Regions from separate parts of the Homo sapiens genome. Here region 2 is linked to region 1. A link is a loop called in an ENCODE intact Hi-C map of the cell type or tissue named here. Cell type or tissue: PC-3. All regions are shown on one strand. Each heading gives the region's core, and the rest is flanking DNA. Links, peaks and the distances in the headings are about the cores only. Region 1 overlaps ADAM10 (ADAM metallopeptidase domain 10). Region 2 holds the start of LOC124903600 (small nucleolar RNA U13).

Region 1 (12,081 bases), core at 1,887-9,886:
CCCAGCTACTCAGGAGGCTAAGGCATGAGAATCGCTTAAACGCAGGAGGCAGAGGTTGCAGTGAGCCGAGATCGCGCCACTACACTCCAGCCTGGGCGACAGAGCGAGACCTCAGTCTCCCAAAAAAAAAAAAAAAAAAAAAAAAAGTATATTACTCCCGAAAAATGCAAGAAAAGAGGGGGACAAGAACTATGAACAGATGGAAAACAAATAGAAAGATGACAGTTTAAAACTCAGCCATATGAATAATTACATTAAAAGTAAATGATCCAGCTGAGTACATTAGTGTGCACCTGTGGTCCCAGCTACTCAGGAGAGTGAGGTGGGAGGACTGCTTGAGCCCAAGTTTGGGGCTGCAATGCACTATGATCACATTTGTGAACGGCCACTGCATTCCAACCTGGACAACAGAGAGAGATCTCCATCTCCGAAGGGGAGGGGAGAGGAGGGGAGGGGAGGGGAGGGGAGAGGGAAAAGGAGAAGACGAAGGGGAAGGGGAAGAGCAAGCAGAAGGGAAAGTAAATGATCTAACATAACAATTAAAAGGCAAAAGCTGTCATTTCGCTTTTTGATTTTTAAGAGACAGGGTCTCACTCATTGCCCAGGCTGGAGTGTGGTGACGTGATCATAGCTCATTGTACCCTCAACCTCCTAGCTTCAAGCAACCCAGTCACCTTAGCCTTCTGAGTAACTGGAAACTGGTGCACCACCATGCCATGCCTGACTAATCTTTTTTTTTTTTTTTTTTTTTTTTTTTTTCCCAAAAACAGCGTTTCGCTCGTTGCCCAGGCCGTAGCGCAACGGCGCAATCTCGGCTCACTGCAACCTCTGCCTCCCAGGTTCAAGTGATTCTCCTGCCTAAGCCTCCCCAGTAGCTGGGATTACAGGCATGCACCACCACACCCAGCTAATTTTTGTATTTTTAGCAGAGACAGGGTTTTGCCATGTTGGCCAGGTTGGTCTCAGACCCCTGACCTCAAGTGATCTAACCACCTCGGCCTCCCAAAGTGCTGGGATTACAGGTGTGAGCCACCGCGCCCAGCCTGGCTAATCTTTCTTATTTTTTGTAGAAATGGGGACTCGCTATGTTGTCTAGGCTGGTCTCAAACACCTGGTATTAAGTAATCCTACTGGCTTGGCCTCCCGAAGTTCTGGGATTACAGGCATGAGATGACACGCCAGCCTTGTTATTTTTTAAAAAAGGAAAATGTAAATATATGCTAACAGACACAAAAATAAAGATGAGTTAAAGTAAAAAGGACGGGAAAATATATAACATCCAAACCCTAATCCAAAGAAAGCTGGAGTGGCTACAGTAATAGCTGAAAAAACAAACTTCAAAACAAAACAAAAAAAATTATGAGGGATAAAGAGGGACATTTCCTAATTCAAGAAGAAAACACAACAAGCCTAAGTATTTATGTACATAAAAAAAGCTTCAAAGTATGTGAAGAAAAAGTTGATAGAACAGAAAAAAGCAGACTCTGTAACTAGAGTTGGAAATCATACCACTCCTTTCTGAACAAGCAGACAAAAAAATCAGTAAGATTATTAAAAACTTAAACACAAAGAACTTGACTAGATAGATAGAATATATTTCTTTTTAAGGGCACATGGAACAGTCACAAAGATAGACCTTAATCCTAGGCCACAAAGCACGTTTCCACAAATTTTAAAAGACTAAAATCTAAGAGTATGTTTTCTGACTACAGGAGAATTAAGCCAATAACAGATATGCAGAAAATCCCCAAATATTAGGAATTTACATTTCTAAGTAGTTCATGGGTCAAAGAAGAAATCAAATGGAAATTAGAAAGTATTTTGAGTTGACTGCAAATAGCCCAGGGAGCTTTTTGGATTGATATAAATGTTCTATGATTATGGAGGTAGTTATACAAGTAAATATACTTCTCAAAATTTATGAATTCGTACACTTAAAAAATTGTTGAATTTTATTGTATGTAAACTATACCTCAATAAAGCTGACTAGATTTTTTTTTAAATAAAAATATTGAGGCCAGGTGTGGTGGCTCACACCTATAAGCCCAGCATTTTGGGAGGCCAAAGAAGACAGCTTAAGGTGAGGCATTCGAGACCAGCCTGGGCAACATAGCGAGATTCCATCTCTATTTTTTAAAAAAAAAGAAAAGAAAAAAGAAAAATGTTGCAGCAAAGTGGTAGGTATATGGGTTTCTGGCCTTCCTACTTTTTCCCTAAGATATAAAATTTATAAAGTTACAAAAGTTATAAAATTTCCCTAAGTTACAAAATTTTTTAAAATCCAGGATCAAAAACAAAGACAAATCAAAAAGAGAATTCAAAATATTCCAAGTTATCTTCTCAGTAAAATAAATGAATTAACATTCTACCTACTTCCAATACTAAGCAGCCTGTAATGATTCAATATTCCTACATAACTGTAGTTTGCTAATAGGACATAAGTAGTAAGAGATGGGGAAATAAAAGATTAAATGACAACCAGTGACCACAGGTCTTAAAAGAACATTGGGGGAAACCAACATCAAGGCAAAATATCCATTGAGAAAACAGCAACTAAGCCATTTTCAAGAACTTCTTAGAAGACCAGAAGGTCCAATTCAACACTGAATCTAAAATAAAAGAAAATATGAGCCATGTGCAGTGGCTCACACATGTAATCCCAGCACTTTGGGAGGCTAAGGCAGAAGAACTGCTTGAGCCCAGGAGTTTGAAACCAGCCTGGGCAACATAGCGAGACCCTGTCTCTATTTTTTAAAAAAAAGAAAGAAAAGAAAATATGGAGGCCTACTACTCACTATGTGTTCAACTAACAAGTTCTTTCAACTACTATCACTGAGACTGGAAATTGTGTTTATGGATGTTTAAGTCTTTATCCAATTAAATCTTGTTCCGTATCTAGCATTTTACAATTTTCTGAACACAGAATCTTGTTAATTCAAACTGTTTTTCAGCGACTAACAGCATAGGTATCTCCGGGGAAAGTGTTAGCAATGCAGAATCCTAGGCTCCCAGCAGATCTACTGACCCCACAAATGACTCAGGCTCTACCCCAGACTACCCCAGAGTGATCTGTATGCACATTCAAGTTTGAGAAGCACTGTAACCTTTCTTCATTCAGAAATTCCGTGACTTCTACCAGCAGCTATACAGGTTGAGTATCCAAAAATCTGAAATCCAAAATGTTCCAAAATCTAAAATTTTTTGAGCTCCAACATGATGCTGAAAAGAAAAGCTCAGCCAGGCGCAGGGGCTCACGCTTGTAATCCCAGCACTTTGGGAGGCCAAGGCAGGCGGATCACTTGAGGTCAGGAGTTTGAGACAGCCTGGCCAACATGGCGAAACACCGTCTCTAGTAAAAATACAAAATTAGCCAGGAGTGGTGGCACACCCCTGTAATCCCAGCTACTTGGAAGGCTGAGGCAGAAGAACCGCTTGAACCCAGGAGGCGGAGGCTGCGGCGAGCCAAGACCGTGCCACTGTACTCCAGCGTAAGCAACAGAACGAGGCTCTGTAAAAAAAAACAAAAACAAAAACAAAAACAAAACAAACAAACAAACAAAAAAAAAAACTCATTGAAGCACTTTAGATTTTCACATTAGGAAATCGTAAGCATAATGCAAATATTCCCAAAATCGGAAAATTTAAAGATCCAAAACACTTTTGGTTCCAAGTATTTCAAATAAGGATACTCAACCTGTATATCCTTATTTCTACACACTTGCTTTAATGTAAGCATTTAACAATACATTAATAGGGATAGGTACACCATGGGTGCTACCATTTAAGCAAAAAATACCTCAACTGATGTCTCAGGCAATATACTGAGTAGAAAAAGTTTCCAAATAACGTAGAAGAAGGGTTGGCAAACTGTTACCCAAAGGCCAGTTCCAGCTGGCCACCTGTTTTTACAACACTGCTATGCTCATTCATTTACATATTTTCTATCTCTGCTTTCACACAACAGCAGAGTTGAATAAGCGAAGTATTACAAAATGTTACAGAACAGGTATTAAATCTTTGGTAAGTCACTTAAACACTTAGTTTCATCCTACAAAATGTTACAGAACAGGTATCAAATCTTTGGTAAGTCACTTAAACACTTAGTTTCATCTGCCTTTGGTTATAATTCACCTTTTTTTCCTCTACAAGAGGAATACTAACCTGAAATCCACAAACCTCTGTGTTAGTTAATTTTAGGTGTCAACTTGACTAGATTAAGGAAGACCTAGAGAGCTGGTAAAGCATTATTTCTGGATGTGTCTCTGAGGGTGCTTCCAGTGAAGACTGGCGGGTGGAGTGGTGGGCTGACTGGGGAAGATCCACCTGCACTGTGGGCAGGCACCATCCAATTGGCTAAAGGCCAGGAAAAAAACAAAAAGGTGGAGGAAAAGAAAATTCTCCCTCTCTTTCCCCTCGGGACATCAGGACTCCAGCCTCTGCGGCCTTCAGCCTCAGACAGAGTTAAAATATCAGCTTCCCTGGTTCCCAGACATTAAGACTAAAATGAGCCATACTACCAGCATCCTAGGGTCTCCAGCTTGCAGACTGCCTATCATGGGACTTTTCAGTCTGTATAATCGTGTAAGCCAATTCCCCTAATAAATCCTCTCTCATGTATCTATCTGTACATATGTATATCCTATTGGTTCTGTCTCTCTGGAAAACCCTCACTGATAGAGTCAGTCCTCTGTATTCATGGGTTCTGCATTAGTGGAATTCAACCAACTGTGGATTCAAAATACTGAAGGGGAAAAAAAATCCACAAAGTTCCAAAAGACAAAACCTGAATTTGCTGTACACTGAGTACTATGCTGAATCCACACAAATGAAGTGCTGGCATTATATTAAGTATTATAAGAAATCTGGAGATGGTTTAAAGTATATGGGAGGGGCCAGGTGCAGTGGCTCACACCTGTAATCCTAACACTTTGGGGGGCCGAGGCGGGCAGATCGCTTAAACCCAGGAATTAGAGACCAGCCTGGGCAACATAGCAAAGCCCCGTCTCAACAACAACAAAAAAAATACAAAAAACTAGCCAGGTGTGGTGGCACACACTTGTTGTCCCAGCTGCTCAAGAGGCTGAGGTGGGAGAATCACCTGAGCCCACGAAGTCGAGGCTGGGGTTAGCCGTATTCACACCACTGCACTCCAGCCTGAGTGAGAGAGTGAGACCCTGTCTCAAAAAAATAAAAAAATTAAAATTCAAGTATGAGAGGGCATTTTGCAGTGAGGCTCAGAAGGCAACAAGCACCCTGAGGTGACCCCACCCAAGGTAACTGGTATGGAGTGGAGGATGAACATGCACCTTCCAAGCAGGGTGTTTCTTTAAGAGTGTCACAGGTGAGAATTCCTAAGGCAGGTCAGAAAGCCCACCCCATGACATGTGCGGCCTGGTCTTGAAAGACGTTTTTCCATCTAGCTGGACAAGGGGAACATTCTCTGAATAGCAACCACACACATGTGAGTCATGGGGTGGAGACTTCTGGTTCACTGTAACCTAGACCAGATTCAGAGGCAGCAGACAGAAATCTTCTAGAAGGAAAAGAGCCTGGTGTTTGTGAAGATCTGCAGATCCTACATGTCAAAGAAGGTTTTCACTAGCAGGAAGGGTGGAAAATACTTCTTGAATAGCTTTGAAGTTTTCAAGCACCAGGCCCCTCCCAATGGGGAAGAAGCCACACCAAAGTACTGAGAGTAGGGAGGCCTTTCACACTGGACAAAGGGGCTGCAAGTGCAGTGATGTGGGAAAGCCTTCAACTGCAAAGATAAACTTGTTCAGCAACAGAAAATCCATGACGGAGTAAAGCCTTAGGAGTGTGGTGAATGTGGAGAAAACCTTTAGTCACAACTCCTACTTTACAGTACAAAGAAGAATTCACAGCAAAGAAATACCTTATAAATGCAGTGATTGCGGGAAATTATTTGGCTCCACCTCCAACCCTCATACTTTAAAGAGGTCATACAAAGAATGAGCTTAAAGCCAGGCATGGTGGCTCATGCCTGTAATTCCAGCACTTTGGGAGGTTGAGGAGGGCAGATCACCTGAGGTCAGGGGTTCGAGACCAGCCTGACCAACATGGTGAAACCCCGTCTCTACTAAAAATACAAAAATTAGCCAGGCATGGTGGTACACACCTGTAGTCCCAGCTACTTGGGTGGCTGAGGCAGGAAAATCACTTGAACCCAGGAAGGCGGAGGTTGCAGTGAGCCGAGATCTTGCTGTTGCACTCCAGCATGGGCAACAGAGCAAGACTCCATCTCAAAAAAAAAAAAAAAAAGAGTGAGCTTAATGTGATAAATCCTTTATTAGAAGATCCTATCTTGTTCAGCAGCAGAGAATTCATAGTGGAGAAAGGCCTTATGAGTGCAGATCATGTGACAAGTCTTTTTATCTATAAAGACACATTTGTTGAGCACCAGAAAGTTCACACTGGAAAAGAGACTTCTAAGTGTTGTAAATGTGGAAAATTCTTCAGCCACAATTCCTATCTTACAGCATATAAGAGAATTCGTGATGGAACAAGGCCTTATGTATGCAGGAAATATGGGAATGCAGAAACTTCCACCTTGCTTGGCACATGAAAGTTCACACAGAGAAAGGCCTTATAAATGTAGAAGTGTAGCGGATGTAAAAAAGCATACAGTCAAGGCCTAACCTCATTAGGCATTAGAGTTCACACTGGACAGAGGCCTTAAGAGTGCATGGCAGATGTTGTCTCATTGTTCAAAATAGCATGATCATAAAAGAGAAGAGCTGACAGTGACCTCTGAATGTGAGCTGTCAGCCAGAAGTTGAACTGCTCCATCTATCCACAATGTAGAGATTACCTACAACTAGGTGAGTGAACAAAACCTGGTGGTTCTTCATCCCCTCCCTCAGAGTGGTTTCAGTGTGGAAATGACCCAGCTCCTGCCCAAAAGACCTGGGTTGGGGTCTGCTGTGGATTTCCAGAGGTCCCCCTTTTTTGTGGACAATGGTAGCTGAGATGGATTTGTCTAGCCAGTTTCCGAATCAGCCAATCCTGGAACTGCCTGCCTCATTCTACCCTGATTTGTGCAGATAAAGGCCTTATTGTTTAACCCTTTAAAACAAAAATAAAGTACAGGGAAGGATGTGCACAGGTTATATGCAAATAGTATACCTTTTTATATAAGGGACTTGAGCATTCATGGAACCAATCCCCATAGATACTGAGGGAGAAACTGCATAACCTCTATAGGGGATTCATGAGCCCCTAAATTTTGCAGGCAAAATTCCAAAAATATTCTTTATTTTCTTTCTTGGCCTTTTATTGGTTCTGCTTTGCATATTTAAATCTTTTATTCATCTATTTATAATTTTATCTGTTTTTTAACTTACTACACTAACTAGGAGTACCAAACCATGCTGAATAACAAGTGTAGGCATGTTCACTTTGTCCCTGACTTTAATAGAATATCTTTAGTTTTTCATTACATTATATATATATATATAAAAATAATATTACACTAAGGCTGTTGCTTCTCATTCTTGTTTTAGAAATCCAATATATTCAAATTCACATTAAAATCTGGCTAACAAACATTTTTAAATGATTTTTTAAGTTTCACATTTCACATATTTAAAGGGGAAAAATTAAAAATCCCAAACTATATATCCTATTTTATTTTTAAAAGTATCCTAATTTCTTAAATGTACCCTGAAATCTTACCATGTACAGAACAATATCCTGATTACATCAATTTCTTGTTTAACTAAATTAAACAATAATGCTTATAAATTGGATGTCATGATAATTAAAATGTATCAAGCACTTGCTATCTGCCAGGCTCTGTACTGCTCTACATTTTTTTCATTTAAACCACCCAATCAAGTGAGAACTATTAGCCCATTTTAAAGAAAACTGAGGTTTGAGTGATATGTAACAAACCCAGTGTCACATAGCAAACAGGAGGCAGTGCCAAGAACTCAACTTTGATTTCAATGATTTCATGTTAATCTACGATGAGTCGAATTACCTTCATCATAAACAAGGTAAGTCACCATATTTCTGATATGACAAAAAACTGAAAAGACAGCCTGGGCAAGATGGCAAAACGCCATCTCTACAACAAATACAAAAATCAGCCGGGCACGGTGGCATGCACCTGTCATCCCAGCTACTTGGGGGGTTGAGGTGGGAGGATCGCTTGAACCTGGGAAGTAGAGGCCGCAGTGAGCCAAGATCGTGCCACTGCAATGCAGCCTGGGTGACAAAGTGAGACCCTGTCTCAAAATTAAAAAAAAAAAAAACTGAAAAGAAAAAAAATTATCAAAATACAGCACATGGCAAAAACCTTTCAAAAACTAAACTGACGTCTACCTCTAAGATGGGGAAAACAAGCAATGCAATACTAAAGAAGAATATACTTCTTATAGACAGAAAAATATACATATACATATACCCTTGATTTCCACAGCTAGTGATTGAAATGGGCATGGTTTACTCCACAGGAGCCCTGACTAATCTTCAACCCTTGTACTGCTTACTACCTCAGTCAGACATCACAAAATTGCCTGTTCCCACATGCAGAGACTGGACCTATCAACTGAGATTTATTTCTAAACTTTAGCAATCAGTCAAGAGCTCAGAAAGTATAGATAGAGCATGTGGTATCATCAAATCTCACTGAAACATGTTAACTATTCACCCATCTCTATCTGAACACAGCTTGGCCTCTGACCCACTCACCTTTGTATCTGGGAATCTCTCCTTGTTATAGATCTTCCTGATTCCCTAGTTCCAAGCTGCCTAATCGTTTACTCCGATTCCTTATCACCTACTCTATCCTGATCCTTACTACTTGCTAGACTCTCCCAGTCCAGGTTCTTTCATCACTATTAGATATATTACCTACGCAGGACAAAACGAACAACAAGTAAGGACTCAAAGAATGCCAATCTTAATTCCTAATTTTATCCCTCCTGATAAAGAATAAAATAAAATTGTCCCTTGGTATCCCTGGGGGGTTGGTTCAAGGACTTCCCACAGATATCCAAATCCATTGATGCTCAAATCCCTGACAAAATGACGCGGTATTTGCATACAACCTATGCACATACCCATGTATATTTTAAATAATCTCTAGACTACTTATAATACACAATACAATGTAAATCCTATATAAATAGTTGTTGTACTGTGTTGTGTAGGGAATAATAACAAGAAAAAAGTCTGTACATGTTAAGTACAGACTCAATTTCATTTTTTGAATTTTTTCATTCGTGGTTGGTTTAATCCATGAATACAAAATTCACAGACACAGAGGGTCAACTGGTATTTACTAATCTGCCTTTTAAAAATTTATTTTTCCTAATCACAGAAGTGCGTTATGAATCTTACTACCCAGCAAGTTGGTATCTGTTCTCTAAAATGATTACATATATATTTATCTATGAAAAAACTGAAATGGTTTTATACATACTTACAAAAGGCATTTTCACATAAAGACTTTAACAGTGGAGAAATACATGCTACCTGACAATGATGAAAATAAAATACATTTAACCTAGAGGACAATAAAATGTTACTAATCTGACATCAATGGAAAATGACAGCTTCCACTAAGGACAGTTTCTAGGTAATTATATCTTGCTAAATATCTTTCTATTTGATGGATGATTAATTTTCCTCCTACTCTAACATGTTCTTGTTAAGCCAGGCTTATCCTTATTAACATCTTCACCAGAAGAGGCCATAATGATGCAGTAACCTCAAGGCTATGTTATTGTGCTATTATTCCTACATAAAAACAGCTCCACCCTACAAGATAGTTACTCTGCAAAGTCAACGTCTTCTCCTTTCTCTTCTGTTACTTTATTTCACCTACACAGAAAAGCGCACCAACAGCATTTAACTTTCTTGTTCTCAGTTTTAGTTGCCAAAAAGCTAGCATATATTACAGTCACATGGTACTTAATACTTATAAGCCCCATGGGAAATCTGAAAAGCATATACTACAAAGCATATACTACAGTCACATGGCACCTAATACTTATAAGCCCCATGGGAAATTTGAACATCTCCACACTTAAGAAAAAAATCTCCTTAGTTATGTAGCAGAATGTCCTTACTTTTATGAAATGCAAGCATACTGAAGTATTTAGAGTACAACTTATTTTCAAATGAAACAGAGGGAAAAAAATAATATATTATTAAAAAGAGAGTAAATGTGGTAAAGGTAACCATTCATAAATTCAGGTGAAAGGCATACAAATATTAACTACTAGCATACCTGCAATCTTTTAGAAAGTATAAAAATTTTCAAGAATTAAAAAAAGAAACACAGTATATCGAAAAAAGCCTCTATGTAAAACTGCCAGAAGAATAACTAGATTGGATCTACGAGATAGAGAAAACAGATCCTTTATCAAATTTTATGTAATCCTAGCACTTTGGGAAGTCGAAAGTGATTGTTTAGGAGGATCACTTTAGCTCGGGAGTTCAAGACCAGCCTGGGCAACACAGTAACACCCCATCTCTAGTTTTTTTTTAAGGGGGAAGACTAAGTAATACCAAAAAATCACATGCAAGAGTGGCAGAAAAATGACCAGCAGGTTCTAAGAAATAGAAAAAACATAACTTGGCCTCCTTGTCACAGGAGAGCTTAGGAGAGCTCTCCCTTTTTACAATTTGAGAACAGTATTTTTATTTCCCTTAATTTTTCTCAAAGTCGCCAGGATACTGGTATTTACCAATCCGCCTTTTAAAAAATTATTTTTCCTAATCACAGAAGTGCATTATGAATCTTACTACCCAGAAAATTGGTATCTGTTCTCTAAAAATGATTACATATATATTTATCTATGACAAAACTGAAATGGTTTTATGCGTGTTCTTTCTGTAAGCTGCTTTTCTCCCCTCAAATGTAAACATTTTTTCACATCCAAAAAATAAAATACCTTCTATAAAGAACCTGACTGACTAAAAGGCAAATTCTTCAAATACTGTAAGTACAAAGAACCTAAATTACGCTTTAAGGGTAAAATTAGCCTACATGTAAAGGCAAGATCTGGCTTCCCTCAACTGATAACTACTATTTGACTTTCCTGACTCTGGATAAGTAACCCTCCCTGATCCTCCTCTCTCATTTATAAAATGAAAATAACAACACGTATCTCATAGAGATGCTGTGAAGACCAAGTTAATATATGATACACAAAATGATCTAACAACAGTGCCTGGCATTAAGTACCCCAACAAATGCCAGCCATTGTGATTTTTTTCCATATTCCATGGGTAGGTAGCATCTTACTTCCCAAGTACCCTTCTAAGCAAAAGCTTCCTTCCCAATCCTTGAACCCAAAACTTACAATCTTCTGTTCCAATCTACTAAATTAAAGAATTGTGCAAAAAAATACGGAATGAAAATTTCATTAACATCAGGAGAAAAAACAAAGAATAACTCTCTGATAGTGGGTCACCATCATCACCTTGGTGTGAGACAGAAATATCATATAACAAGCAAGTTTTTTCCTATCTATACCCAAAAAGTTGGCTATACAATCTTAAGAATGGGAGAGGAAAATCTGCAATAATGTTTTGATATTACAGATCTTCCTATTTACAGAAAAACTCAATTACAATAAATGAGAGGATATAAGAGTAAGCTAAGCATGGCATATTTGCATTCCTCAAAAAAAATTACTTGTAATCAACTTGTTTTCAACAGACTTTTCACTTGCATAATTTCAAAATGAGGTACCAACAGCATTTTTCCCCAACATAAAAATATATTTCCTTCCTACTGAGTCATCAACTACATGTCATAGGCATCATACTGTGTTGACCAATGCTTCCTTTATTTGATAATACATATTCACTCAGATCTTCAGGCACTAAATACCACTAACAAAACTGTTCTCCTGTATGACAAAGGTAGGCTTCCAGGAACTATCATGCCCTATATTCCAGCAATATATTTAAGTGCCTTTAATGCACTCTTTGAAAAGCTACTTCTACAATGTGAATTCAAACTTAAGCCAGTACCTATTTTTTCACTAGAAATCAGTCAAATCATCTTCTAGAAGCAAACAGCTACACCTAACAGTTACAAGTTAA
Region 2 (12,081 bases), core at 2,163-10,162, 130 kb before region 1:
GAGCTCAAGTGATCCTCCCACCTTGGCCTCCCAAAGTGTTGGGATTACAGGTATGAGCCATCACAACTGGCCACATTTTAAAACTTCTATGAAAAATTTCAAATATAAACACAGGTAGAGAAAATAGTATAATAAATCCCCAAGTGCCCATCACCCAGCTTCAATAATTATCAACTCACAGCCAATCTTGTTTCAACTATATCCACACACACCAGCCAACTTCAATCCTTATTTTTAAGCAAAAACTTATACATCGTATCATTTCATTTTTTAAGTGTTTCAATTTGCATCTCTAAAAGGGGTCCTTTAAAAAATGTAACAATACCATTATCACACCTAAAAATAATTAAAAACCTTAATATCAAATATCCACTTTTCACATTTTTCCAATGGTCTCAACAGTTTGTTCAAATCAGTATCCAAATAAGTCCATAAATTGTCTTGATAGATGTAGCTCTTAAGTCTCCTTTAACCCATCGTTGTCTTTTCTCTTTGCATTTCTGTTGTTGAAGCAGGACCATATGTCTTGTAGTTTTCCAGAGTCTGGATTTTGCTGATTGAGTCCCTTGTATATTATTTGTCCCTCTGTCCCCTGTATTTCTAATGAAGGGGTAGTTAGATCAGGAGGCTTCATCATGATGAGATGTGACTTTTGGCAGAACTGCTTCATAGGTGGTATATGTACTTCCATTAGGAGGCACAAAATCTGATTGCTCTCACTTTGTGAGGTTAGCAGTCACTGGCGATTATTGTCTAGATCCATAAATTGTTGGGGGGGTAAAATGGTGATATCCTAATTCTATCATTTCTCTTATTACCTGGAATTTCTTTAAAAGCGTATCCCAAAGGTAACTATAATTCTGTCCACTACCATCATTAACTCACAGAGTTAAATACAATACTATGAGTTTCAATCTCTTGCAGATATTATCCTTGCTGATGCTAAAGTTATCTCAGCCTTGGCCAGTGGTAACTTCTAAGGTGCCTCCTGAATCTTTCTGATCTGGTACAAAACAATGTTTCCTAGGTTCTTCTTGTACATTTCTTTCTTACAGGTGGAATTAGTGATTTATCCAAAGGAGTCTGGTTCCCTTGAAGAAAAATGGTACTTAAGAGACCACAATTAGGGCACTCAATTTGACTTGCATTTGAATTATGTCTAAAGCTAATCAACTGAATTAAGCATGAGTCTTCTATTATTGTTTCTAATACATTCATGTGGCTGCATATATGTGGATTTCTAAGGATGGGACTCTGATTTAATATATATATATATATATATTAAATCGTGGTAGTATAACTTGGTACATCTATCTGGGAGACAGTACCATAATTTTTATCAATGTCCCTCAAAAAACCTTTACCCCAACAATTCCACTTTTAGGAATTAATTTCATTATTAGGCTGAGGATTTTCCTAAGAATTGTTTAAAATTCTTTAGAATTGTTTAAAATAATAAACAATGTGGAACCTACATGTCCAAACAATGGGAAATTGGTTAAGAAAAAAAAAAACATACATCCACAGAAATATTTAGAGTAGTTAATGTGATATACATTATCAATGTACCATTAAATGAGAAAGGTGGGTTACAAAAGTGTGCATATTATGTTTTTGTCACACACATAGAAAAAAAGTAACAAAGGCCAGGTACTCAAATTTTTTTTTTTTTTTTTTTTTTTTTTTTTTTTTTTTTTTTTTTTTTTTGAGACAGAGTCTCGCTCTGTCACCCAGGCTGGAGTGCAATGGCGCAATCGCGGCTCACTGCAGCCTCTGCCTCCTGGGTTCAAGCAAATCTCCTGCCTCTGCCTCCCGGGTTCAAGCAAATCTCCTGCCTCTGCCTCCCGAGTAGCTGGGATTACAAGCATGTGCCACCACGCCCAGCTGTATTTTTAGTAGAGACGGGGTTTCACCATGTTGGCCAGGGTGGTCTCGAACTCCTGACCTCAAGTGATCCACCCGCCTTGGCCTCCCAAAGTGCTGGGATTACAGGTGTGAGCCACCGCACCCAGCCCTGCCAGGTACCCAAATCTTACCAGTGCAAACTACACCATTCTGTTGTGTTCCCACTGCTGGTTTAGGATTTGACTTCCCTGGGTCTGCCCAATCAATAGTACTCCTTCATCTGCTTCCAGATTTCGTTCTTGTTCAATTCACCTTGTCCTTGTTGGATTACCCCACACCCTATCACTTTAGTGTAGATTTCAGGAAAAAGCAAAAACTAATCAGTATTTTGCTCAATGCTCCGTTTTACCTAGCATCCTGTTGCTTTTTATAGAAGAGATGCTCTGAAGAACTTACCAATTATAAAATACATGAATTTCTACTGAAAATAGTACATACATGTATATATCTAAGACACACAAACAATATAGTAATATAAAACAGAAGGGCTAAATTTCTATCCTAATCATATAAAGAGTTGAATACAGAAACAATAGTGAAAAAACTAAACTGGTAATAAACGGAAAAGTATATCAAATGGAAGTTGTTTTTAATCAAGAACACAACATGAGAGATGCTGAAACTGAAGTTGTCCTCTGTGGGGCAAACCAATTGTCTTTCTAGTTTCTAAGAAGTTGAAAGTGGTTTTGGGGAAACTAAAATTTCTTACAACTTTAGTGACTTCTCTAAAGATGAACTGTCCCTGGCAGCTGCTTTAAAACTACATCTGGCTTGCACCCTGGTTTTGGGAAACCTTGACCCTTTAAATATGGATAATGAATATCTCTTCTTGTACTCCTCCAGGTGAACTGTCCAGGTTTGTAATGCTTGACACTCTGATACCTTCAATTAGAAATACTTAATAAGAAATGCCTTCTCATGCACAAGCCCCGAAATTTCATAGTTGCCAAGGACACCAATCCCATCTTTAAGAAATAATAATAATTAGGTCTTACTACAGGGACAAATACAAGGACTGAGGGTCGAGTAGTTTGCTCCGCTTGGACAAATCAGATTTCACTATCCTAAGACTGTGACAAACACGAAGTACCCAAAGCATAAAGTGTTGAAGACACCTCACAAAACAAGACTGATCAGAGAAAGTTGTCATTTCCTTAAATAAATGCTTCCCCAAACTGCATGACATTGCTTGACACTACAGGGAATGCTAAATCCAGAAGCAGTCAATAAATTTATTTTATTTCTGATTTTGTTTGTGAATTGGTACCTGAATTTATAAAACTGGGGAGGGAGGGATGGAGGGAGAGAGGACGGACTGTAAACAGAATTTAAGCATTCAATTACAAGTAAAAATAACTAATTTATAATTACCCAAATCAATCAATATTGAGAGTTTCATAAATAACTAAACATAATATACATTTGATGCTCCTAAATTAACAAAGTAATTCACAAAGTATTACATATTTACTCATTTAACAAGTATTACTTATAGCTAACCTTGACTAAAAAAAGAATTTGAAGCAGATTACCTCATGCAGGGAATTATTCTGGGCTTACAATTCCTTTTCTAGGTAACACTGAAATGTCAATTCTCTCCTTATTTGCTATGAAGAGAAAAATGATGGCTCAAAATTTTAAACAAACTTATCATTAAACTAGGCTTTTTAAAATAAATGAGGTACTTAGCATTCAAAACTTTGAAAAACACATAAAAACAAGACCATAAGTTTTCAAAATGACTCACCTCTTCCACCAAGACAAGCACTGAATATTGATTAGAAACAATGTAATGCAGTTGAGATTAGTTGGGTGTTTTAAAAAGGTTTATTGTGTGTACGCAGAGTATCTAACTGGAAATTTTCTACATGGATTCCAAAGTATTAAGAATAAAGATAATCTATACTTTTGTAGGAAGAGACAACTGTAAGAAAACACTGCCTTGTGGGAAGCTTCTTGTGATAGTTCTCAGAGTTCAAAGAGTATAGAACCTTCAAGTTGATTTAATCGTCTATTTATTAATGCATTTCAAGTTTCAAAAAACCTTACATCTTTGCACAATACTTTATTTTTTGCAATTTTTAGTAAAAATTTCCAAAGTGAACAAAAAAAGATACTGTATAAAACACAGTGGACATTAAAACTGACAGTAGTATTAGATCTCATTTGTCTTGATCCTTTTATATTACCACATCTTGATTCGCAGTGGAAAGAGTTCAGTGCATGTATCTCTTTTCAGAAAACATTTAACTTAGACTCAAAATAAAATAGGGCAGTGTGTGTACCTGCCAAAATCCTACCACAGGATAACATTACAAGCAAAAAATTTACATGTTCCAAAGTCTACCACACTCAAGAAGTTACTAAGAACTCTTGCAGAATAAAAGTCACCATTTTAGAAATGCAAACCCACTTCCAACCTTTGCACAGTCCAAAAACAAAGGCATTTAAATGATTTAAAAGCAATTACATACATATCTACCTACTTGTTTGTTTAGAATTATTTATAGTCTATCTGGGGTTTCATGTACAAAATTTGTCTCTAAATCATGTACAAAAAGCTGTATTTTGAAAAAGTCACCACATACTGTACAAGTTTACAAGGAAGAGATCCCGTTATTTTCTCTAGCATTTTTGGCCTTGCTGGCTTGCGTCACATTATGAGAATGATTGTGTAAACCTTATACTCTTAAAAAAAAAAAGGAAAAAAAAAAACCCAAAACATAGAAATCTTTACAACTTTCTCTAAATTTGCCTCCTATGTGAAGTCAGGAAAATCATAGCTTTACTTCTAGTTGAAGTGATGTAGTTGGAAAACAGAAGCAATAAATATGTCACAAGCTTCAATTTTTGTAATGCCCCTTCTATTTCCTGCATAGCAATAAGCCTGTTAATACATTAAATGTTTTTGCTTTCTCTTTAAAATGCCAATTATTTACATCTGTTTCAAAAATAAATTTGGAATGGGACATTGTGCTGTTTCACCTTCAATGCTGTTAAAAATTTTAGGAAAAAAAATGTCAGAAGGCCTATCTACAATTTTAACTACTACTTAAGCAAATTACTCATCTTTAGTGGTTACCAATGATCAGTGATGATATGCTGAAAAAACCGTTTAAATATTTTGATAAAGACACAGCTTTTCTTTTCCATATCAGACAGAAAACATAATTAGCATATTTCAGATATATGAAAAACACAAATAAGTAGGCTACAAATAAAAAGAATCATTTCATTGACATAATTTCTATCAAAGCATGAATAAAATTTCACCTATTAATTGAAAAATGGAATTGAATTAGAAAGTTTAAAAGACGTAAGCAGAAACCAGACATCTACATCATGAACTCTGAAGTAGTATGTGCTGCTATGTCCAGTTTGCACAACACTTAACTGTGTTCTTCAGTATAGTCACTTGTGCCCGTAGCAGCCATGTGATAAAGAAAAAATGAGTATCAAAACCAACTCCATCGTAACAGAAAGGTAAATTGATTTTCATTTCAAAACTGCCTGTGTAAAGCATTACAGAATCCTGGACCACTGAATACCACCATTCTCTGTTATCCTGAGTATGTCAATTAAACAGTAATTTTTAATTAAGAGCGGAAAAATTTTATAATACAAAGAAACATCCATATTGCAATTTCTGTTTACAATTGCACACAGAAGTACAGTGTACGTAAGAAATACATGTCTGCATATAACAAGGTATGTACATTGGCAAGTGATGTCTCCAATGTTGAGGTGGTCGAGCCTCCTAGCCTTGATTGGCAGTTGAAAAAAATATATTTATTTCAATTTGTGGTAAAAGTTTATTGAGAGCCAAGTTTGCCTGCAAGTGAAGAAAATGCAGCAACGAAGAACAGGGAACACGGGGCACATAATAATATTCTAAGACTTTGTGCCATTAAGTTAAAAATATCTGTTCATAAGAAAATTGGGTTCCTTTTCCACCTCCCACCCCCAAATTGGAATTTTCAGGCTTTAAAATTTAAGTAATTCCACCTGGTCTGAGGATATGATCTCTTGCCATTTTTTCTTCAACTGTTACTTGTGAGGGTTTAGTTTGGAGATGATGACTTAATAGGTTTCTCTTTGGAGTGAAGTTTTCCCATTGTAGGCACTAGGAAGAACCAAGGCAAAAGCTGCAGTTAGCGTCTCATGTGTCCCATTTGATAACTCTCTCGGGGCCGCTGACGCTGGGGTTGCTGAATGGGCTGTGGAGGTCTCCTCCTCTTTAAAGTGCCTGTGAGCCACAAATAAAAGCAAAGCAGATTTATTTATCATGAGCTTTTTAATCTTTAAAAGCAAAGCTGCTGTTTCAATAAGAAAGGTTTTAGTTCAGTGCTGTCCAATAATATGGGCCATCAATGTAATTTAAAATCTTCTGATAGCCACAATAAAAAAGGTTTAAAAGGTGAAATAATTTTAATAATATTTTTTATTTTATTTAAATTAATATAGCCAAAGTGTTATCATTTCAATATATAATCAATACAAAAATTACTAACAAAATATTTCTTTTTTTATACTAAATCTTCAAAGTCTGGTATGTATGTTAATTAAAACAGCACATTTCAATGGAAACTAGCAACAATTCAGTGCTCAGCAGCCACAAGTATTAGATTAATCCAGATTAATATCACAGATTCTGGACAGAATCCATATGAGGGAATTACTAAGTGTCTTTGAGCAAATGCCTTAACCTGAGACTCAGATGCCTACACTGTAAAACAAGGATGATAATTAACGTATATAGCCTGTTGTAAAGATTATATAATTCATATAAAAATGTTTAACACTTTTTGTGAGGGTTCAATAAATGACAGCTAGTTTTCTAAGTTTTTAAAGGTGCTATTCACTTAAAATGAAACCAACATACACATAAAATGTTTCACTGAATAAGACCACAATTGGTAACAGCATCTAAAAAGTGTCATGTGGCCCTTAGAACTTCCTTAAATACTAACATAAGTTCCAGAGTGCTAACTAACATTGTGAACTTAAGAAAAGCAATGATATAAAAATCAAATTTCCTCTAACTCTCACTAAGATACTGTCCTAGCATGACTACTGGGCCATCTTGCCCCAGACAGGTAAATGCAGGTGAACAACTGAGGGAAAACAGAGAAAAAGTGTAAGAAACCTAGTTTTGAACTACTTTGTATAAGGTAGTGGATTTGCCTGAGGCAAGACATCTTATGAGAAGTCTGAGAGCGGCAGGAGAGGGAACTGCTGTCATTTAGTTCTGGCTCTCCCCTGCTGCTGCCCTGAGACAATGTCTGTCCTCACACCTGTAGAGAATAGCTACGAATACCTTGGAGAAGGGGAGGGATAAACAGAGGGAACTAAACAATACGAAGGGTTTATTTCCTGTCCTTTTCTCCTTCCAATGCCCACAGCTCATCTAAAGAGGGTTCTTCCTCATGCTATGTCTCCCTGAGAGGTAAAAGGTGGAGACCAGAACTAAAGAGTTGTTTTCAGGAATGGAGAATACTTGACTGTGCTTATTTGATGAATGAATCCTCTACTCTAAGACTTTCCCACAGACTGGGATCTGTATGTCCCCACAAGCATCACCCTGGGGGAAAATAAGCTTATGTGCCAGAAAATATTTCAAGAGCACAAACACTAAAAACGATAAGAGAGCTGGGTGCAGTGCACGCGCCTATAGTCCCAGCTACTTAGGAGGCTAAAGTGGGGAGGATTGCTTGAGCTCAGGAGTAAGTCCAGCCTGGGCAACACAGTGAGAGAAAGAAAAAAGAAAAAGAAGGAAGGGAGGGCGGGAGGGAGGGAAGATGGAAGGGAAGGAAGGAGGAATGAAGGACAACAATATGAGAAGCACAACTATTAGAATAGAAAGATCAACAATTTTAAAGTAGTTCACCATAATCATGGCAAGGGAATATGTTAGAATATATTTAAAAAAAAAAAAACAAGAAAACAAATACCAAGCAAAATTTAAAATTTCTAGTTCTAAATATTTTCAGACACTCAGATAAATTAGCATTAACTTAGCAGTCACTGGCCAGATTGGATTGACAAAAAGCACACAAATATCAACTAAATCATTCATCCAATAATCCCATTCTTACGGAGAAAGTACTGTAACATTAGTTACTACAGACTCATTTATAATTCAATTCTACCTGCTAAACAATTCTGAGTTACATAAATATGTATCTTGCTCAAATATTCTTACCTGGAAGTGGTTTAGGAGGAGGCAACTTTGGATTACTACTTGGAGTATGAACACTGCATATCTTAATAAATCCAGCCATTAGCATGATCAGAGCAATTCCCATAAGTAATACTGCCCACCAATGAGCCTAGAAATAAACAGATTTTTCCACTGAAAAAAAAAAAACTACAAAATATTTTAGAGTATCTTTTACAGTATATAAAACATAGAATAGAACACAGTATATTGTAATTTTTAAAGAACATTTGTTTAGGAGTTGTATACATATGTTAGATATTTGCACATATATATTATTTAAATATAAAAAAAAGTTTAAAGGAGAAAATGGAAATCACCCATAATTTCATCTCATAGAGGAAACCGCTCAATCTGATTTTTTTTAGTCTCTTTACATATAACAACATTTGTCATACACATGAACACAAATACAAAACTGGGGTCATCTTGCATATAGTTATATTGCATTTTCCCATGTTATTAAATATTTTCTGGTTTAAATATTGCCTTTGTTTTTTCCCCTTACTCTTTTTTCTCCCTCAAATGGATAATGTGCCAATGCCCTAACAAGGTTTGAGGAAGGCACATCTCACATATGAGTGTGCAAACCCAATCATCACACTTATGAACTACAAAAGGATCTCCTCTTACTCTTATAGACTATGTTTTGATTGCGTTTATACTTTCCATGGCTTAGAAAGCATGTAACTTGCTTTAAATTCTACTAGTGAATAGATTTAAAAATTACTCTTTAACCTACATTGCTTTCTAATTATCAAAGTTAAGACTGAAATTCTATCTCTTTGAGACACCCTTTTCCTCTTTTATTTCATTTGGAATTTGAGACTCGGACTAGTTATGAAATTACTTTTTATATACATTAGTTTTCATTACATTATATATAATATCTTTATTGTATTCATTAGTTTATAGGCTATCTTTTTAAATATGAAAAGTGGAAGAAGATACATATTTTAGCAGCAGGCAAAGTTCATCCCGTCTTAGAAGAAACCAAAACTTCTATTTTAACCTGACCTATATTAAACAAATCAATTAGCCAAACAGAAAAACCTTCAAAAATTATTGATAAATTTATAGGAAAATTACTGTGTCTAGTCTTAAATTATATTTTGCAATTCCAAATATTCAAACTTTGTTTTAAGACCACATGTACTAATAAACATCATACAAAATATTTACAGCTTCAAAACTGAACCTTTACATTTATTTAACACAGGTTACTGTAACATATATAATTACTACTAATAGTTTCCAGCAAAACTCCCATTTAAGAAGACTGTCTATGACTTAGGGACTTACAACAAACTGGGTACTACTTCTACACTGTTTAGTTTTTCCAGCAGTGTTTATATAATTAAAGTAATACTAATGCTAATTTTAGCATTAATGAGAGTAATGCTAAAATTAAAAGGCATGTTGTAGCAAAATATCCCAAGCCACTTTTTCTTTGTGTACACAAAGCCTTTCCTACTTTCTAAACATTTGTTTTATTTTGAAAGAGTCTCAAACTTAAAGAAAAGTTGCAAGTACAATTCAAAAGTTCCAAGTACCTTTTAAAAACCTGAGGCCGGGCACGGTGGCTCCCAGGTGGCTCCCAGCACTTTGGGAGGCCGGGGCGGGTGGATCACCTGAGGTCAGGAGTTCGAGACTAGCCAGGCCCACATGGTGAAACCCCGTCTCTACTAAAAATACAAAAATTAGCCAGGAATGATGGTGGGTGCCTGTAATTCCACTATTAAGGAGGCTGAGGGGGGAGAATCGCTTGAACCAGGGAGGCAGAGGTTACAGTGAGCCGAGATTGTGCCACTGCACTCCAGCCTGGGCAACAGAGTGAGACTCCACCTCAAATAAACAAACAAACAAAAACAAAAAAGAAAAACTTTTAAAAATCTGGAAGCACCTCAGAGTAAGTTGCTAGCACCATGCTGTTACTCTTGAACATTTTAGCATATAATTTCTACAATATAAGGGTGGTTTCCTAGATAACAAGACAATCATCAAAATCAGGAAATCAGGGCTGATACATTACTAACATTTAATCCTCAGACCCCATTCAGGTTTTGCCATTTGTCCCAATACTATCCAGTTCAGAATCGTGTGCTATATTTAGCCACCATGTTTCTTTTCTCTCCTTTGATTTGGAAAAATTCCAGTGTTTCCTTGGCTTTTATGACCTTGATACTTTTGAAGATTACAGGGCAGTTATTTTGCATGGGAATGTCCTTCAATTTGGGTTCCTCTGGTGTTTCTTTGTGATCAAATTCAGGTCACACATCTTTGGTAAGAATATCACAGATGCTGTGTTCTCGCTGCATCCTATCAAGTAACACGTGATTTTTATTTCATTACTGCTGATGTTAACTTGATCACTGGATTAAGGTGTTATCTGCCAAATTTTACCATGATTCTTGTTTCTCTTTTGTAGACAATGAAAATTTTGTAGGGACCTAATTTGGAAGTATGTAAATATCCTGTTCTTCATCAAACTTTCAATGTATTCATTTATTTATTCCCTCATGGTTTCCTATTTTTTATAAATATATAATCAATTACTGACATTATTGTGTTTTTTGGACATGTCCTCATCATTCTTTGAGCACTTTCTTACTTTCTGGCCCAACAAGAAGTTCCAGATTTATCCTGTTCTTTCCCTACCCCAGCCTTGGAACCTGCCAAAGAGCCCTGGTTTCTTTTAGTCCTACCCTTCCTATGTAGACACCTTCCTCATCCTACTTGCACTCTTGACATCCCATGCCAGTCACTCCTCCACAGGGGTGCAATTCTCACCCTGCTTGGGCTCTGAAACCCCATACTGGTAGTGTTCCCCATCCCACACCTTCTGAACCTGGTCAGCTTCCAACACTCTGCTCTGTGCCACTATAGCTCCCCAACTTTGGCGTGGATGCCTACCTTGCTTGGGCTCACCTAATGGCTTTAGGAATTAACTGCTTCAAAAAAGGAGAGGGAATAAAAAAGGGAAAGAGATATATACATACGTACATATATATGCACACACACACATATTCATATATATATTCAATTTTAAAATCAAACTTAGAATGATTTACACTTGAGTGTCATTTCTCAGTCTTATTTAATTCTCAGATTAGATCTCTATACAGAAGAGTCCCACAGACACCTTTCTTCTCTTTATTTTCATGTTTATTGTTCAATCTGTAAAAACTGTATCATGGTTGTCCCTCACATTGCTTGTTATTGCAGGGACGGCAAACTCAAAAGCTTACATGGAAGGTAAGGTGGAATGCAATTCAACCTTACTGCTTAAAGATCTGATTTTTCAAGAGAAGCAATATATCCGAATTTTTATTTAAAATCTATTTTTAAATGCTGGCAAACTTGTGAGAAATTTCTTAAAACAATGTGTAGAATACACAAAACATGCTGACAGGGCTGAATCTGGCTTGGAATTTAAAACTTTACAATCTACTTTCTAAAAGCCACTTCTTGAGACTGCCAGATTTTTTTTTAAGTTTTATTTTGTTTTCTATAAAAATTGTGTTCAGAGCTCTGCTCTCCTTGTTAGTCTTTAGGATGATGTTCCCATTCCTTTATTATATAGGTATTCCATAGACTCCTATTGTTTTTTGTTTTTATTCATCCTCAAATAACAGACCTGCTACTTATCGCAAGACAGGGTAGAAGGCCACCCTCAGTCTGTCAAAGCAGTACACGACCATTTTGAGTAATGCAGAAAGTTTAGCATCCCTGGCCCCCAACCATCAAATGCCAGTAGAGCCCCTTCAGTTACTCTGACAACAACCGTACATTTCCAAACACCTGCTGGGGAAGTGGTAACACCTCTAATGTGAGCCAATCCATGAGTACAAAGGCTTAAGAGTTTTCCTACTAGCTTTCTCACGATGATGGGCAAGTTGGGTACAGGAGACACACTTCTCTTCCTAAAGTCATTATCATCTTCAATATATTTCCTTCCT

What was found. Hi-C counts contacts between places; a loop is a spot of excess contacts. Peaks named below come from ENCODE experiments on the same cell type or tissue, not always from the same donor. Only the 100,000 strongest peaks of a DNase experiment are listed, where the experiment ranks them.
Region 2: it touches region 1 in a loop (5-fold over the local background); 3 of 110 quality-filtered maps call a loop at or near these places.

What each region holds. Positions count from the first base shown.
Region 1 is chr15:58,726,447-58,738,527 of GRCh38, forward strand. All of the region lies in intron 1 of ADAM10 (ADAM metallopeptidase domain 10), which reads right to left. Among named protein-coding and RNA genes, the nearest start is that of ADAM10, 17 kb to the right of the region's middle. In PC-3, for the core only: no CTCF peak of the experiment used is centred there; no DNase peak of the experiment used is centred there; H3K27ac peaks cover 433 bases.
Region 2 is chr15:58,591,491-58,603,571 of GRCh38, forward strand. It overlaps ADAM10 (ADAM metallopeptidase domain 10), which reads right to left. Exons shown (of 16, transcript NM_001110.4): 15 at 8,108-8,234; 16 at 1-6,151. The coding sequence ends at 6,057. It overlaps LOC124903600 (small nucleolar RNA U13), which reads right to left and starts at 8,745; the gene lies at 8,642-8,745. In PC-3, for the core only: no CTCF peak of the experiment used is centred there; no DNase peak of the experiment used is centred there.